3 separate regions of the Mus musculus genome follow, and all the other regions are linked to region 3. Evidence: chromatin loops called from intact Hi-C (ENCODE). Cell type or tissue: gastrocnemius. All regions are shown on one strand.

The links. Peaks named below come from ENCODE experiments on the same cell type or tissue, not always from the same donor. Only the 100,000 strongest peaks of a DNase experiment are listed, where the experiment ranks them.
Region 1: a loop joins it to region 3, with 4 times the contacts of the local background. A loop is called at or near these places in 11 of 42 quality-filtered maps.
Region 2: a loop joins it to region 3, with 2.7 times the contacts of the local background. A loop is called at or near these places in 5 of 42 quality-filtered maps.

What each region holds. Positions count from the first base shown.
Region 1 is chr7:139,306,899-139,311,898 of GRCm38, reverse strand. No RefSeq gene overlaps it. Among named protein-coding and RNA genes, the nearest start is that of Gm32486, 12 kb to the right of the region's middle. In gastrocnemius, CTCF peaks have their summits at 2,697 and 3,188 (motif pointing right); DNase peaks (open chromatin) are centred at 1,263, 2,591 and 3,243; H3K27ac peaks cover 2,700 bases.
Region 2 is chr7:139,232,387-139,237,386 of GRCm38, reverse strand. Lrrc27 (leucine rich repeat containing 27) reads right to left here. Exons shown (of 11, transcript NM_027164.1): 9 at 399-517. Gm32315 (a long non-coding RNA gene) reads left to right here and starts at 2,297. Exons shown (of 3, transcript XR_389962.4): 1 at 2,297-2,890; 2 at 2,995-3,055; 3 at 3,274-4,398. In gastrocnemius, CTCF peaks have their summits at 1,395 and 2,249 (motif pointing right); DNase peaks (open chromatin) are centred at 2,371, 2,777 and 3,512; H3K27ac peaks cover 1,801 bases.
Region 3 is chr7:139,363,834-139,368,833 of GRCm38, reverse strand. No RefSeq gene overlaps it. Among named protein-coding and RNA genes, the nearest start is that of Gm32571, 5.4 kb to the right of the region's middle. In gastrocnemius, a CTCF peak has its summit at 2,146; a DNase peak (open chromatin) is centred at 4,546; H3K4me3 peaks cover 1,223 bases; H3K27ac peaks cover 5,000 bases.

The DNA.
Region 1 (5,000 bases), 57 kb after region 3:
ACAGCCCCTTACCTGGAAGGAGGGAGAACAGATAGGTGTGACTTGATGGTGCTAAAGCTAGTGCCAAGACCAAGGCCCTGGATGGCATTTCTAAGAGGAACTGGTGAGGGGGCCCAGGTTCCCACCCTGGTGATGGGCACAGTGGCCTCAGCTAGCTAGGAATCAGTTAGAGGGTCCCTTATAACAGCAGGTACTGTTTTAGTGTATACTCTGTTTTTGTTATTTCAGAAAAGGCCCTCAAATTGACACGGGGGCAAGGGAGGGGGGGAGACCAGAACTCTGACCTTCATTCGCATATTTTATGCCTTAGCACTGTTTTTGTTTTTATCTCTATTTAAGTCTGGGAGGAAGGTACCTCCAGTCCTCCAGTGAGAGGCCTTAGAGGTTAGATCCTTGTGTAGAGTCAAGAGAGACTTTGAGGCCAGCCAAGGCACCCTGAGCAGAAAACTGGGGAGCTCCTAAGTTGGGGTGCAACATGAGCACCGGCTCTATAACCTGAGTAGGTGGCCTGACTGAGGCTTTAGGCAGTCTGATGCTCGAGCAGGAATGATGTTTGCTGGAGGAGAGGGTGGCTTGGATCTAGCGTTTGTCACCACAGTGCACCCTAAGTTACCCACTGTGGTCCCCCTGAGGACCATGCTACCTGACCTGCCCTTTCTTGGATTGGTAGACATGATGCTGTGGCCCTAAATCTTAGGTCACTTCTCCCCACCTCTCGAAAGATACCTGCTCAGTCGGCCTAACCACGGCCTGGATATAGCCCCCACATTCTTCCTGCGTGGTCCAGGAGCCTTGACTTCTCCAAGTGAGGATGAAGTGGGGGATAGCGCTCCTGATCCCATACAGGCTTTTTCAGGGTCACAGGAAAGGACCCTCACACCTGCACACCAGGAGGCTCCAGCGGGGACAGCTCTGCTTTATTTGCAACACTAGCTGGTGCAGCTTCCTGCCACCGTGGAAGGCAAGGACACCCTGAATTAGCCAGGCCCCTCTGACATCACTGGCACAGCTCACGTGATCCCCTGCTTCGCCTCATGTGGATAGCAGCATCCAGTAACTAGGGCTTATGATCTTCAGGGTCACCTACAGAGAGTCCCACTAGGCCTTTCTCTTATCCTGAGTACACACACAAGGATGCTGAGAGCTAAGGGCCAGGGGGGGCGGATCTGTGGGGCTGCTTGTTCTTGGCTGGAACAAGCTGATAGAGGCTGGATTGTTCTTGCTGACACTGAGTGGAGCTTAGAGGCCACACAGGGGCTGTGATCCTAGGGGTGGACAGCTCTGGCATGAGTCCAGAGACTTCAAAGGCACAGGGCTTTCATTGGCAATGGGCCTCCCAAAGAGTGTTCTGGACATGAGGCCGTTAATGAGCCTCGCAGATGGGGAATGATGGCTGATGTAGGAATGGGAGGGGTGCTTACTGCATGGTGTTCTGAGCACAGCACCTGAAGCAAAGGGCAGGGCAGGATGCTGCCATTAGGCCATTGCACTTGGTGTCTGCTCTCACAGAAGCCGGGGGGGGGGGGTATCTGCAGGGCCTTTATATCTCTGTTTGCTGGCTTGTTTGTTTTGAAGCAGTCTCCTATTGTAGACTAGACTGGCATCAAACTCACAGAGATCCACCTGCCTCTGCATCCTGAGTGCTAGGATAAAAGGCTTATACCACTATACCCAGCCTCATGATCACTGGAACCCCTGGTTTCTGCTCAACTTAGCCTCATTAGCCCCCAAGTCTTTTGGTCTGATAAGAGTGGGTAGCCTGTAGGAGCAGATAGAGAGGCTCTAGGACTGAGAGTACCATAGCTTATGCCTATAATTCTAGCCCTTGGGTGGCAGAGTCGGGAAGATCCCAAGTTCTAGACCAGCCTAAACTACATAGAGAGACCTGACTCAAAAACACATGGAGAGGAGTGGGCATGGTAGCACATGCCTTAAATTCCAGGCAGGGGGAGATAAGCAGATTTTTGTGAGTTTGAAGCTAGCCCAGTCTATACAGAGAGTTTCAGGGTATCCAGGGCTATATAGTGAAACCCTGCCTCAAAAACAGCATTCACACACCCATAGAGAGAGGCAGAAGATGGGGGAGGGGAGTTAGGGAGAGGGCTAGAGGAAAGAAGGAAGGAAGGAAGGAAGGAAGGGAGGGAGGGAGGGAGGGAGGGAGGGAGGGAGGAAGAGAAGGAGGGAGGGAGGGAGGGAGAGAGGGAGGGAGGAAGGAAGGAAGGAAAGAAGGAAAGAAAGAAAGAAAGAAGGAAAGAAGGAAAGAAAGAATGAAAGGGGAGGAGGCTTTGCTCTGGTCTAAGCTATATCTGGCAAGGGACTGGGAACTGAGGCTCCTAGGTTTCTACATATGACTTTTCCAAGCCAGGCCTGTACAGAGGGACCTGGGGCTGGTGCCAGGAAGGAGGCAGCTTGGGCTAGTGGTTCCCTGGGCTGCCATGGGTGGAGATTCTCTGTGCTTAAGATCCTCATGGTCTCTTTCATATCTCAGAGCAAGGAGGTCCTGAGAGGTCAATATGGCTCAGAGCCCCAGCCGGCAAGTGGCTGACTCTTGGTCCTGCCTGGGGAGTGGGAGGGGCCTGCCTTGGCCTGCAGAGCATCTTGGAAGCTTCTGGGCTGGGGCAGGCCCAGGCTCCTTTAGACTCCTGGCCAGAGAAGAAAACCAGATGGGCTGACTCAGGACAGGCCTGGCTGCTTCCTTTCCCACCGCTAGGGCCAGCAGTGAGTGCTCTCCTAAGACAGTGACCTCAGCAGTTATATCAACTCCAGGAGGCCTGTGCCCAGGGACTGAAGTAGGGACATACATTCCATCCATCCTGCTGTGGAGTTGGGGGTAACCTTCTGAGCCCCAGGCCCCCTGATGTGGCAGTGGGCTTTCTGAGACACTGAGACTGAAAGAGAGGAGCCAGGAGACCAAGGCCAGCTTAATCACTTCCGAGGAGCTAATTGGTTAGACTGTGGGACTCAGTTTCCCTTTTCATCCTCAGCAGCATTGACCTAATGGTCTGGATTAACTCACAAATTAAAAGTTCCTCTAACTGGTTTGCCCCAGGCCTGTCCCAGACCCACTTGTGTGTGTTCCCTGGTTCTGCTTGCCCGTGACTGGTTGTTCCTTCAGGCAGAGTAGACAGTGTGGTGTTTCTTTGGACATTTGCTGGAGGACAAGGGCCATTCCTGGGCCAACCTCAAGATGGCTCTGTTCCGTACAGTGAGGCCAGCTTCCCTCTTTCTGGGAGTTTCCAGGCTTGGAAGAACATGCTGGCTTTCGGCTCAGCCAGAGAACATGAGGAGTTGGCTGGGGCTGCAACGGCCCTTCCAAATATGTAGGCAGGGCTGGGCAGCCCCAGCGTGGCTCTCTGGGGGCCTCCAGGAGGATGCAGGGGTATCAGGAGTGTCATTTTTCCAAACATGGACAATGCCAGACCTGTTGGGTCCACGTTGCCCTGTCAAGCCTGCTCCTGGGCCTCTCACAACTGAAGAAAGGAGTTGTCCCACAAAGCTCTGGGGGTATGGGGACAATATGAACTGCCCTGAAGGAGACACTATACTCTTGTTCCAATGGAGGTAGGCTGTGAACAGACTGGGGCACAGGGCTACCAAACTGGCGTTACATGGTGTTCCTACCTGGTGTTACATGGTATCTGGTGCTGGCTGGTTTGTTGAGGTGATAAGGTCCTGGGTGACGTGTCTTTTTGTTTGTTTAGTTGGTTGGTTTGGTTTGGTTTGGTTTGGTTTTTTTTGAGACAGGGTTTCTCTGCATAGCCCTGGCTGTCCTGGAACTCACTCTGTAGACCAGGCTGGCCTCGAACTCAGAAATCTGACTGCCTCTGCCTCCCAAGTGCTGGGATTAAAGGCGTGCACCACCACGCCCGGCCTCTGGTTGATGTGTCTTTGACAGCACTTAGATTAAGGCTATCAGCCACGAGAGGTCCAGGGTTGGTAGCTCCTGCAGTTCTTTCTGACTACTACCAAGAAGGGGACTAGTGGCCACTACTTGTCCCATTGCCTACCACTACACCTGCCAGGGGAAAGCCTCAGAAGTAACTAGGCAAGTAACAACAACAACAACAACAGCACACTAGCACTGTCAGTATTTAGAACCCTCCCAGGGCCAGGGCTCCTTCTTTAAGGATGACACACCCTTCCAGGGACAGGACACCCTCCCAAGATGAGGATATCTTCCTCAGGGCCAGAATACCCTCTCAGGGATGAGATGTCTCCCAGGGCTAGGATATCCTCCCAAAGGCACAACATCTTCCTAGGAGCAGGACGCCATCCAGGGTATAACACTCTCTTACAGTTAGGACAGCCTCCTGAAGTGTTCTGGCTGCCTAGTTTTCTGGTACATCCAGGGGATGCTTGTACCCCCATCTCCAGTCAGGTCTCTAGATGCTCCCAGCCCCACTGTCTTTCCCCAGACCCCTTTCCTAGTGAAAACAAAGTAGGGAGGGGAGAAGTCAGATGACTGAGGGAAAGGGGCAGCTTCCCCCACCCACCCTGTGGCATAATGAGTGCCTAACATGCTTCCTTCCCCCGGTAGGTCTAACACAAAAGGAGGGAGAAGAATCATAGGTTGTCACACATGGCAGCCTTCCATTAGGGAGCTTCCTGAGCCATGGTCCCCAGCGGGAGCCCTGGACAGTGCTGTCTCATGATACTTCCTGCTCAGCTTACCCTGGGAGTAGGTCAAGTAATGGTCCAGACTTTGCCCATGAATTCTAGTGTTCACCCAAGGGTGTCAATGACTATCCTCAAGAGGGCAGCAGGCTATTTCCCAGGCCCTTAAGTCCCTGCCAGTCAGTGTCCCCTCAAGTGCCAGTGGCCACTCTGAATGTTCACCATTGGTGGGAGGGACCCCATCAATTGCTTATGTCGTGTAATGATGCTGTATCCTGGAGACCCAGGCTGCTCCCAGGCACTAGGAGGTATTCAAGGGAGAGTTACTCCTCTGTTTTGACATTCCCTTCCCTGGAGAGATGTAACAACATCAGCCTTCTCCTTAT
Region 2 (5,000 bases), 130 kb after region 3:
ACTGTCCACCTGAACAGAGGCTCTAATACTAGGACGTCAAATCCTAAGGTACCATGAACTGGCCTTCTCATGGGTTTTCCTGTCTTTCTTTTGGCAGAAGCCATACCCAATATACCACTATGGGAAGGTTAGGGGTAGTCCTGAGGGCTGAAAGGTCAGGGATGGGGGTGAGACAAGCGCTCAGGCACTGGAATAGCTGGGGCAGGACTGGGGGTGGGGCTACAGGAGTACCCCTGCAGGGGAGTCTTCTAAGACTTCCTGATCATCTGGTAGGGTGATAGAACTCCAAGGGCAGGGACTTTGTCTTTCCAGATTGCTCACTGTGCTGACTGCTCACATAAGGCTGGACACTCAGAGGCACTGAGCTGGGGAGCCCAGAATACACAACTGTCACCAACCTTATTTCTATAGGCCTTTGTGCTGTCCCCTCTCCGCTGGGCTTCACTTTCCCAAATGGACTTACTGGCATTTTCTCATAGTCTGTCAGATCTGTGGCAAAGGGAATCTTCGATGCCATCTAAAAGAAACCACAGCAGGGTATTCCCAACAATGGGCGAGAAGGCTGCTCTTCCTTCAGGCCCACTTGCCAGGCTCGTGAGCTTTCCCTCCACCCTGCTAGGCCACCCAGGGTCTACACAGAGGAGGGGACATTCTTTACCAACATCCCCACATCACTCAAAGGTCCCAACAGCACAGGTTGGAGTACAAGCAGTGTTGATCAAGGGACGCTGTTATGCTCAAGGTTGCTAGAGCTGACCCAGAATACCCTGAAAGTCTGTCACGTGACAGAAGACACACAGCTAACCCAAGTCATTCATACAGGTGTGAATTCGTTTTAAAATCACAAAGCTTCAAGCTAATACATAAGTGCTGATACAAACGGAGTATACCAAGTACAGGCCTTAAACTTGGCCAGCCTGCATGCAGGATAGTGTTGCTGGCCACGGATCTACATATCATGGGTGGGACAGGTGATGAACCTACAGGTGTCTCAGTTGTCCCCCTGATAGAGCAGCTGCATTCTGAGGGATACTAGGGCATGTCTAGATGTGCTGTTTGGCACAGGCACATGCACGTGTGCGTGCATGCACATACACACACACACACACACACACACACACACACACACACACACACATACACGCACACACACATCCCGGCCCTCAAGGCCAAGTAGTGCTAGATCTTTCAACAGCGCTCTCAGTGGGTTTCCAGGACATTCCACAGCCCTTTTGCCATGTTGCCACAGTGGCCCTCGTCTCTGATTTCACTGAGCTGTGGGAACAGGGCGTGGGGAGACGGGCCCAGCCCAGAGAGGAGACTTATGTGCTCTCTGTAATATTAAGGGGTTACTTGGAGTCATGAAAACAGCCCACTCCTTACAGCGCCCCCTAGGCACACCTCTTATTTCTAGACAGCCTGATGGCACTCAAGCTTTATGGCCACCCGTACCCTATTTGGCCTTGCTTACCCACTGTAGTCCGTGGAGACACTGGACTGGCAGCAACCCTGCTTTCTGCCCTACAGCCTGGGTCACCTTGTCTCCTGACTGCTGTGGCCTTTCTCCAGGGCCTCTCTACTCCCAAGTCACAGACAGATCCAATCCAGGCTAGTCTCCAAATTCTCCTCTGACTATGACCCAAGAGATCTGACTGTTTCCAGCTTCTCACTTATGCCTACCCAGTGCCCGTACCTTCTTTGCTCTGCTCAGTCTCAAGAGCCAAGCAAGGCTCAGCCCTAATCCTGGCTCCTTCAGGACCTGAGCAGTTCTGTTTACTCAACATTGGAGGCAAGGGAACTTCTTGTTTGGTTTTGGACCCTGGGACAAGAGACTAAGGTGCATATTTTACACATCAAAGCAGACATGGCCTCCAGGTTTTCCCTGCATCCCTCAGTCCCTACCTGGCATACCCTGCCCCCAACTCTGGGATTTCTTTCTCTCTCTCTCTCTCTCTCTCTCTCTCTCTCTCTCCTCTATCTCTCTGAGCATGTGTCCTTTCTCTCTTTCTCTCTCCTTTCCCCTCTTTCCCCACGGTGATTTCCCTGGCCTTGGTCCTTGGGGCCAGAGGGCAGCTTCCCAATAAACCTGCAGTTAATATCATCCAGTCTGGCTTGAATTGGCTCATTTCATCGGCAGAGAAATAACTTCTAACATCTTAGTGGTTAAAGACTAGAGACATTTCTATCTTCCTCCCAGGTCTTCTGCTGTAATGGTCAGTTTTCCTGCAGAGCCATTAGATGGCACCCGAAGCTGTTTCGGCAGCTCCAGGCAAGCAGATGTGCCTGGATAGGACATGCTAGTAAGGGCGACGAGGGCCACGTGACCAGTGCTGCTCGCCCTGCTGCCTCCAGGGGATGAGGTGGGGAACTAACTCACCCTCGGATTCCGGACCTTAAGTATGTGTGCGTCTGCCTGCAATGTGCAGGGTACGTGCATGGGGAGGCAGGGTGTGAGATTCCACGGCTGACTTGGTAGAGTGAGACTGAGTGGAAGAGGGAAAGGGAGTGAGCTTCCTGCCAGGGCCCCTGCTATGCACTATCTCCCTTCAAAGGTGGACTTTGAACTCAGCCAGACCCTGCCTCCTATCAGATCCCTGCATCTTCCCTTCCGAGCAGCAGATTTCCAGGGCTGGAATCTTATCTGCCAGCACTCGTAGTTCAAACCCAGCATGCCTGACACTCTGAAAGGCCTGGATCCCAGGAAGATACAGAGAGGGGACAGGAGCCACCACACCCTTCTTTTACAGCCATCCCCCACCCCGGAAATGCAGAGGGCTGGGGCAAAACAGAATTCCGCATGCTTGCAGACTGTGGCAGCTGCTTCACCACAGGAGATCAAAAGTCTTCCAAAGAAATTCCCGCAGAAAGAAATGCGTGATGGCAAGTCCAGGTGATATTCCCCCCCCCCCCCCATTAAAGTCAGACATTACTTGCTTTAAAAATTAAAGGCACGTGTTGGGGGTGGGGCTCATCTACACACATTTACTATTACAGAAAAATATAGGCAAGAAAAACTCATCCAAACACCTTATTCTCTATGAACAACAACAAAAATGTAAGTGCTTGAAAATTGGGCAACCTTTTAGGCCCGGGAGTCGGTGACTGGGGAAGGTTCTCACCAGCTTTACAAGAAAGCTTCAAACACACAAACACCATGGAGGCCCGGGGGGCGGGGGAGGGGGGGACGGGGACGGGGGTGGGGGCGGGCTCAAAGGTTACAGGCCAGGCTTCAGAACAACATGGAGAAGAGAAATATAAGCTTTTTCTGAATAGGGTGGTAGACCTGGAGTCTTACCAGTGTCCAGCCTCAGAAGTCTTTTACCAGGCTGTGCCTGCACAGGCTACGACCTACACACTCACGGGTCACAAGAAGCATGAGAAAGGCAAGTGGGCTCAGCCTGGAGCCAAGCTGCAAAGAAAGGCATTTTCTCACACATGGTGAGTACTCAGGCTTGGCACTCAGTGCTCAAGGCTGGAGCATCAGCTCCGCCCAGCAGCCTCCAGCCGTGCTCAGCACCCTAGCACCCTCTAGTGACCTCCTGCCCAACTGCAGGAGCCCGTACCGGCTGTGAACTCCCCCTAGGCTGGCACAGGGACACACCTTCTACTGTTGAGTGCCCACTGTGTGTTTGTTTCTGGAGATGACAAAATTCGCCACCAAGTGTCTTTGCTCACTGTGCCTATTAGACTGCTTTCATCTCTGAAGAATGAACCTGACGGAGTCGCCAAAGATACTACCTTGTTTGTTTGTTTGTTTGTTTTGAGAAAAGGCCTCATGTGGCCTCAAACTCCATCCTTAGCTGATTCTCCTGTCTCTGCCTTCCAAGTGTTGGGGTTACATCACAAGACAACCCCCAGTTTCTGTGGTGCTGGGGTTCTCCCCAGGGCTTTGAGGGTGTTAGGAAAGCCCTCATCACCTGAGAGATGTCCTCCATCTGCTTGTCCTGTTATTGGGATGATCTTCCAGGAGGCTGCTGGGGGCTGTACTCACAGACTGCTCACAGTGCAGGGCTCTCAGCTGGACCGGTGAAGTAGCCCACACACCATGGGCTCACTCCTCCAGCCATTTGAGGTTTCTCTTGGGAACTGCCTGTCACATCCTCTCCCTATTTCTCCCTTAATCTTTGGTTTCTTTAAAGAATTTTTTTTTTTAAAAAGAAGAGATTTTTGGTTTTGTTTTATGTGTACTGAGTTCTTTGCCTGCATGTGTGTGTGTGTGTGCCTGGATCCCAAGGGGGCAGGAAGATGTCAGTGGATCCCTTGGAAGTAGAGATGGTTGTAAGCTACCTTCTGAGTACTTGGAACTGAAGCCAGGTTGCAAGAGCAGCAAGTGTTTGTTGTAACACCTAAGTAATCTTTCCAGCCCCCCTCTCTGTCTGTCTGTCTGTCTGTCTGTCTGTCTGTCTTTCTTTCTCTCTCTCTCTCTTTCTTTCTTTCTTTCTTTCTTTCTTCCTTTCTTTCTTTCTAAGAAAGAAATAAATCCCTGGGTGTCCTGAAACTCAACTCTGTAGACCAAGCTGGCCTCCCCAGTGCTGGGATTAAATCAGTGTACCACCACTGCCTGGCTGATAAAAATATTTTTCATTTTTTTTATCACCCATGAAAAATCTGGGGAATATAGAAAGAATGATGGACACTAAAGTGAACACTTGGCATAGTACAATGCAGTGTTAAAGGAATAAGGAACACACATTCCTCTCTGACATCCCACCCAGTGCAGAAGGCAGTACCATGGTGGACCAGAACAGAGCAGCCTTCAGGATGTGCAGAGGGACCAAGGCTAGCTTACAGCATGCTTTCCCTGAAAGCCCCTGTGGTCCTCACGACATCATTTATAAAGATCCCGTTGCAGGATCCAGGATGGCTTTAAGGAACAACTCTTGAGAAAGGCTTCCTGGGTAAGAAGTGTACATGACACGAGGTGACAGGTCCTGTTTGAGTTGGAGAAGTCCAAATCTCTTGACCTTTCATCCCAGGAGATGGCAGACCTTTGTCTCTAC
Region 3 (5,000 bases):
GGGCTCAGAGCCGGCCCAGCTGCTCCTGTGTGGCTCCTTCCTGCCGGTTCTCTATCTCTAGCCCAGGACAGAGTCTGGTTATCAGAATCCCAGGAGACTCGTGGGTGCCTTTCTTAGCATTTCTTTGCCTCCCATCTGGGGCCTACTTGGGAACCACTGACTAGATTGAAGAGGCAGAATTTAAGATTATGAAATAGCCCTCTTCGGGGCTGACTGTCTCCCACCCTGTAGCCCCCTGCTTAAGCCACCAGACCCCTTCCTCTCCCCCACACTGGATGCTACACTGGAGACTGGGCTGCAGAGTGCCATCCTGAGGATAGGGACTGTCATTAATTCCGAACCCTTGTTCAAGAGGTGGTGGAATACAAGCATGCTCCTTTCAGTTAACACTGGCTGAATCCCAGGCCTGGGTGGAGCTGTTGCCTGACTGCCTGTTCCCAGAGATCTAGGCACCAGAGCTGGGAGAGGGTGCTGCAAGCTTTCTTGGGCTCTGGCCGGGAAGAGTCTACAGGACCCAGCCATACATGGCACCTACCCAGCCTACTACTCAGGCCTGCAACTGCCCCAAGCTGTGCCTGTTCTTGAGCTTGCACCCCACCCCACCCCCAGGCTGAGAGGGTCGTTAGCCACCAAGGCATAGTGTCCACTTGAGTTGTCTCAGAAATGGTCTTCTCAGCCTGGGAATCAACCTCTATCATTCTCTGTGCCCCTACCTCTTTATCTGCATGGTTCGCACAATCTGGCCCCAAAGCCATTGGACACATAGGCTAGGCACAGATTAACAGTAGCCACAATAAAACTTGGTGGGGATCCTGTTCCATCATGTCATAGAACTAGCTTTGCTCATGGTCAGAGAGGTGGTTGCTTCTGAGGTGTCCCACTTCCTGGTTTCCAGGAACCCATGAGTCCACTAACTGTCTGATGGGACTTTCTGTAAGGCCTCCTTCTGGAGGTAGGGGTATAGGGGGTGGGGTGACAAACCCTGGGTTGGGGTCCACAGCAGTTCTATTTCCCCTATATGTATCCACTCACTTCAAAGATGGCGATATGCAATTTACACAAGGTGTTTCCCAGGCTCCTCAGCCCTACAGTGTTTCCGGTCTGTCCATTTTTGCTGACGTGCCTCTCCAAGGCTCTCTCGGCCAGCCAGAGTTCCCCTGGGGGCCTGAATGTGTCAGGTCTCCTTACAGGTGTCATCTGCCCCAGGAAAGCCCATCTTGTCCTGGTGAGAGATACTTAGCAGTCACTGCTCAACAGCATTGTGTCCCACAACTGCCTCAGTTTCCCAGTCAGTCTTTCAGTGATAACTCCATGGTGGCAGCTGGGTGACTGAAGGGACGGATGGACTTGTTCTCAGGGTTGAAGGGTTTCCAGGCAGCTCAGATTCTGGCAAAAGGTGAGCTTCCAAGCTCACCCTGCCATCAGGTCCACAGATGTTCCCCCCTAGGCTACCACCTGGCAGGTGCTCCTTTCTTCCAGGTGACTCCACTTAACGGGAAAGCTCCACAGTCAGTCCCCTTCTCTACAACTGCATGATGTGAATATTGAGTTTACAGATGACATGAAGACACTGGGCACCCCAGCATCCCAAAGGCAGATAGATAGCTTTTGTCCACAGTGACTGTTCATAAATAAGTTGACAAGTGTAGATCTGGTTGTTTTTGTTTTTTTGTTTTTTTCTTTTCTTTTCTTTTCTTCAGAGGTGGCAGAGTTCAGCGGCATCTAGAATGTTCTAATGGGTACCAGCAAAGAAACCATGTGATCTTATGTCTGGCTCAGGTGGAGGACAGGACCATGCTGTGGGCATTTGGGGGCGGGGGTGTATGCAGAAGAGATGTTCCCTTACACACAGAGATACCCGGAGACTCCCAACCTTAGCTACCAGATTCCCAGTATTGTCTTAGTGGCCATGGGTATAGGACTGTGCTTCCCAGGGGTGCTCACCCCTTGAGCAGGAGTTGCTCTGGATAGTGTTTATCGTTGGCAGAGTTCCTGGCAATCCTTCTCAGGAGATGTCCCTGTTAGCATTTTCTATGGCCCTGTCATCCCTCAGCTTGCCTACCCACCCAGTGGAATTCTGGGGACATATCTCCGTCTGGGAGGAGTTCCTGTTTCCCTTGGGGCTTCCTGAGGAACCAGAGTGCTGAGGCCAAGCGGGGGCAGTGTTTGATACAAACTACAGCACTTGTGCCAAAAAGAATAAGAGTTTGAGTGACTATGGCCCAGGAAGGAACACGAATTCAGGTAGCCTGAATATATATTCTACCATGGAAGTTATCACATGAAGATTTCATGGTCATGGAGTTCTTCAATCTGCAGCCATCTCTATCCAGAATGTCCTCATGGTCCAAGTTCTGTGCTTCAGCGTTTCTTTACACTGTCTTGTGACAACAGATTTTTAGCAGCAGAGAAGATCTGAAACTAGCCCCCAGGGAAGGACTACTTCCCAGATCCTGGAGAGTATTTGAAGACTGCAGAAGCAGAGGAGGGCCAGACACCCTGCCTGACCTCTGCCCTAAATGGAGGGAAGATACTCCATGATAATGCCCTTCATCAAGATTGCCTCCAGTGAATAGGTCTGGAGGCTATGTATGTCTGAACCACAGGAGTGCACAGGCCAGAGGGGAGATGGTTATCCAAAGTGAGAAAGACCTACCCTCCCGGCAGCACAGCGGCCACTTGTCCTGTGTCAATGGGATGCACTTATCTCCAGGTGCATCCCACTACCTGGGGGGAAAAAAAGCAAAACAAAAACAAAACTCCTGGGCAGTTTTACAGGAGAGGCTTGAATGAGTGGAAGGGGTAGGAGGCAGGCACCAGAGTCAGTAGTTCCCCTGCCCGTCACTGTCTTCTACCAGGAAGAAGCTGGAAAAGGACCCCAGGAGTTTCAAAGTCTTAACAAGATGCTGATCTACAGAGTAAGTTCCAGGACAGCCAGGACAGCATAGAGAAACCCTGTCTCAGAAACAAACAAGCAAACAAGCGAAAGTCTTAACACACCCTTATCTTCCTGGGAGGGTTATCTGAGACTACTTAGGAAGTGAGCAGAGATGGAGCCAGCCTGTGGATGGTGTTCAGTGGAAACTGTTTGTGTACCATGGGCAAGGACCTGGGTTGAAGTCCCAACCATGAGAAAAAGAAAACAGAGACAAAAAATCCAGACCCATGTCTCCTGACATAGCATGTCTCCCGACAGCTATGAGTCAAGGCCAACTATCAGATATGGCCACTAACCCTGGCAGAGTACATTCAAACAGAGCGCACAAAGTGTTCCTGACGGCTTGGTGACACAGACCATCCCTGCCATACTCCTGCATACATGCAGACAGGGCTTCCCCATGGGTTTTTTTTGGGGGGCAGGGGGGCGGGACTCTGGTAGAGGACATTTCCTACTTTTTTTTTAATGTATTGTTTACAGAGAAAAGTATCTTTTTATAGCCAGAAAGCTGTTTCCAGCTGAACTGCTCACCCTTACCCTGTGCTTGTGTTGGGGGCCAGGCTTGCCTGCAGGAGTCTGTCTCATAGGATCCTAGTCCCTGCTGGAGCTGGGGGCTGTGAAGGCTCAGCAGAGCCTGGGCTTGTTTGGTTCTCTAGCCTCTGGCTACAAAAGTGCCACTGTTTTAGGATAGGCAATTGGTCTGGGGTAGGTCAGTCTGAGGACAGCACAGTGCCCACGACCTCAGAAACTGACGGAAGGATTGGCTGAGGGTTCAAGCCCTGTCCAGTGTGGCTTCCGGGGCTGAGTCTGGGGTGGAGGTCGGGGTGTCCTTTGTCTGAAGTTGATGTGTGTGATGACGGGGTTGGGTGGGACGAGGGGCTGCTGTCCGTGGCTGCTTTCCCTGTGGAAACGGGTTATAGATTCAGGTGTTCCCCGACTGTACCAGATGCCCTGCATTCCCCTGCGGGCCAGATGCTGTCAGGAGAAGGATGTAGGCTGGCTTCCTGGCACTGCCCTCAGGTTCCAGGCTTGCCTTCAAATTCTTAAGTCACTTTTGAACAAGGATACCGTATTCTGTTTTGCCTTGCTTCCTCCTGCCCAACACAAGAATTGTAGAAGCAAGAGGTTCCTTGTGTCCAGAAAAAGACCCCACAGATGTTGGTGAATTGCTGGGGTCAGAGTCAAAGGCCTGAAGAGTCTCCTTGACCAAAGAGCAGTCAGAGTCAACAGGAACAGCCCCACCACAGTTACCAGGATGCATCAGGATAGAGGTCAGGCTGAGGAACCCCCAACCTGAGCAACAAGGTGGTATACTGGAGCCCCACAGCCCCTCAATGAACCCCCTCCCACCCCCCACCCCCCATTCTCCAGCAGCTCTGAACAGTGAGACCAGCCCAGGAGGATGGCTCTATCCACTCCTAATTATAACTTCCAGTGCTGGCCCAGCTAGCCGCTAGCTATTTTTAGCGTTCTCTAACCCAGCCCCCTTGTGACTCAGCAAGGTCCGGCTGGGATGAGAAAGTTGCTGTTGCCAAGGATGCTCCAGGGAAGAGAGCCGGGCAGCGCGGACCCTGGAGGTGGTGGGCAGGCCATAGAGCCTTCCCTTCCTTGGACCTTGGGCCTACAGAGCTCCGAGACAGCCTCAGCTGCTCTGCCCCTCCCCCACCCACCACTCCTGCACTTCTGGCTCAAAGCCGGCTCCTCCCCCACAGGCGAGCATGGAAAATCTGATGTCAGAATTCCAGCTTCTGCAAGGAATGTGGCCTGACCTTCACCTCCCAGGGAGCCATCTTGCCTGAGGCTCAAGGGGGTGGGCATATCCCCACCAGGCTTCTCTGGGCACTCTAAGACCCTCTCCACTTGAACAGGAGTACCCATCCTCCCCACCACAGCCTGCCCACCCTGGCCTACTACTGGTTTCGGCGTCTAGCCCTATTGCTGAGCACCCAAAGGTGCCAGGCAGCCTGTCACTGAGCTGGCCTCACCCCAAAAGCTCAGTTAATTACAGCTGCCCAGAAAAACAGCTTCTGAAGTGGGTCACAGGGTGAATGGGTAGCAGCGC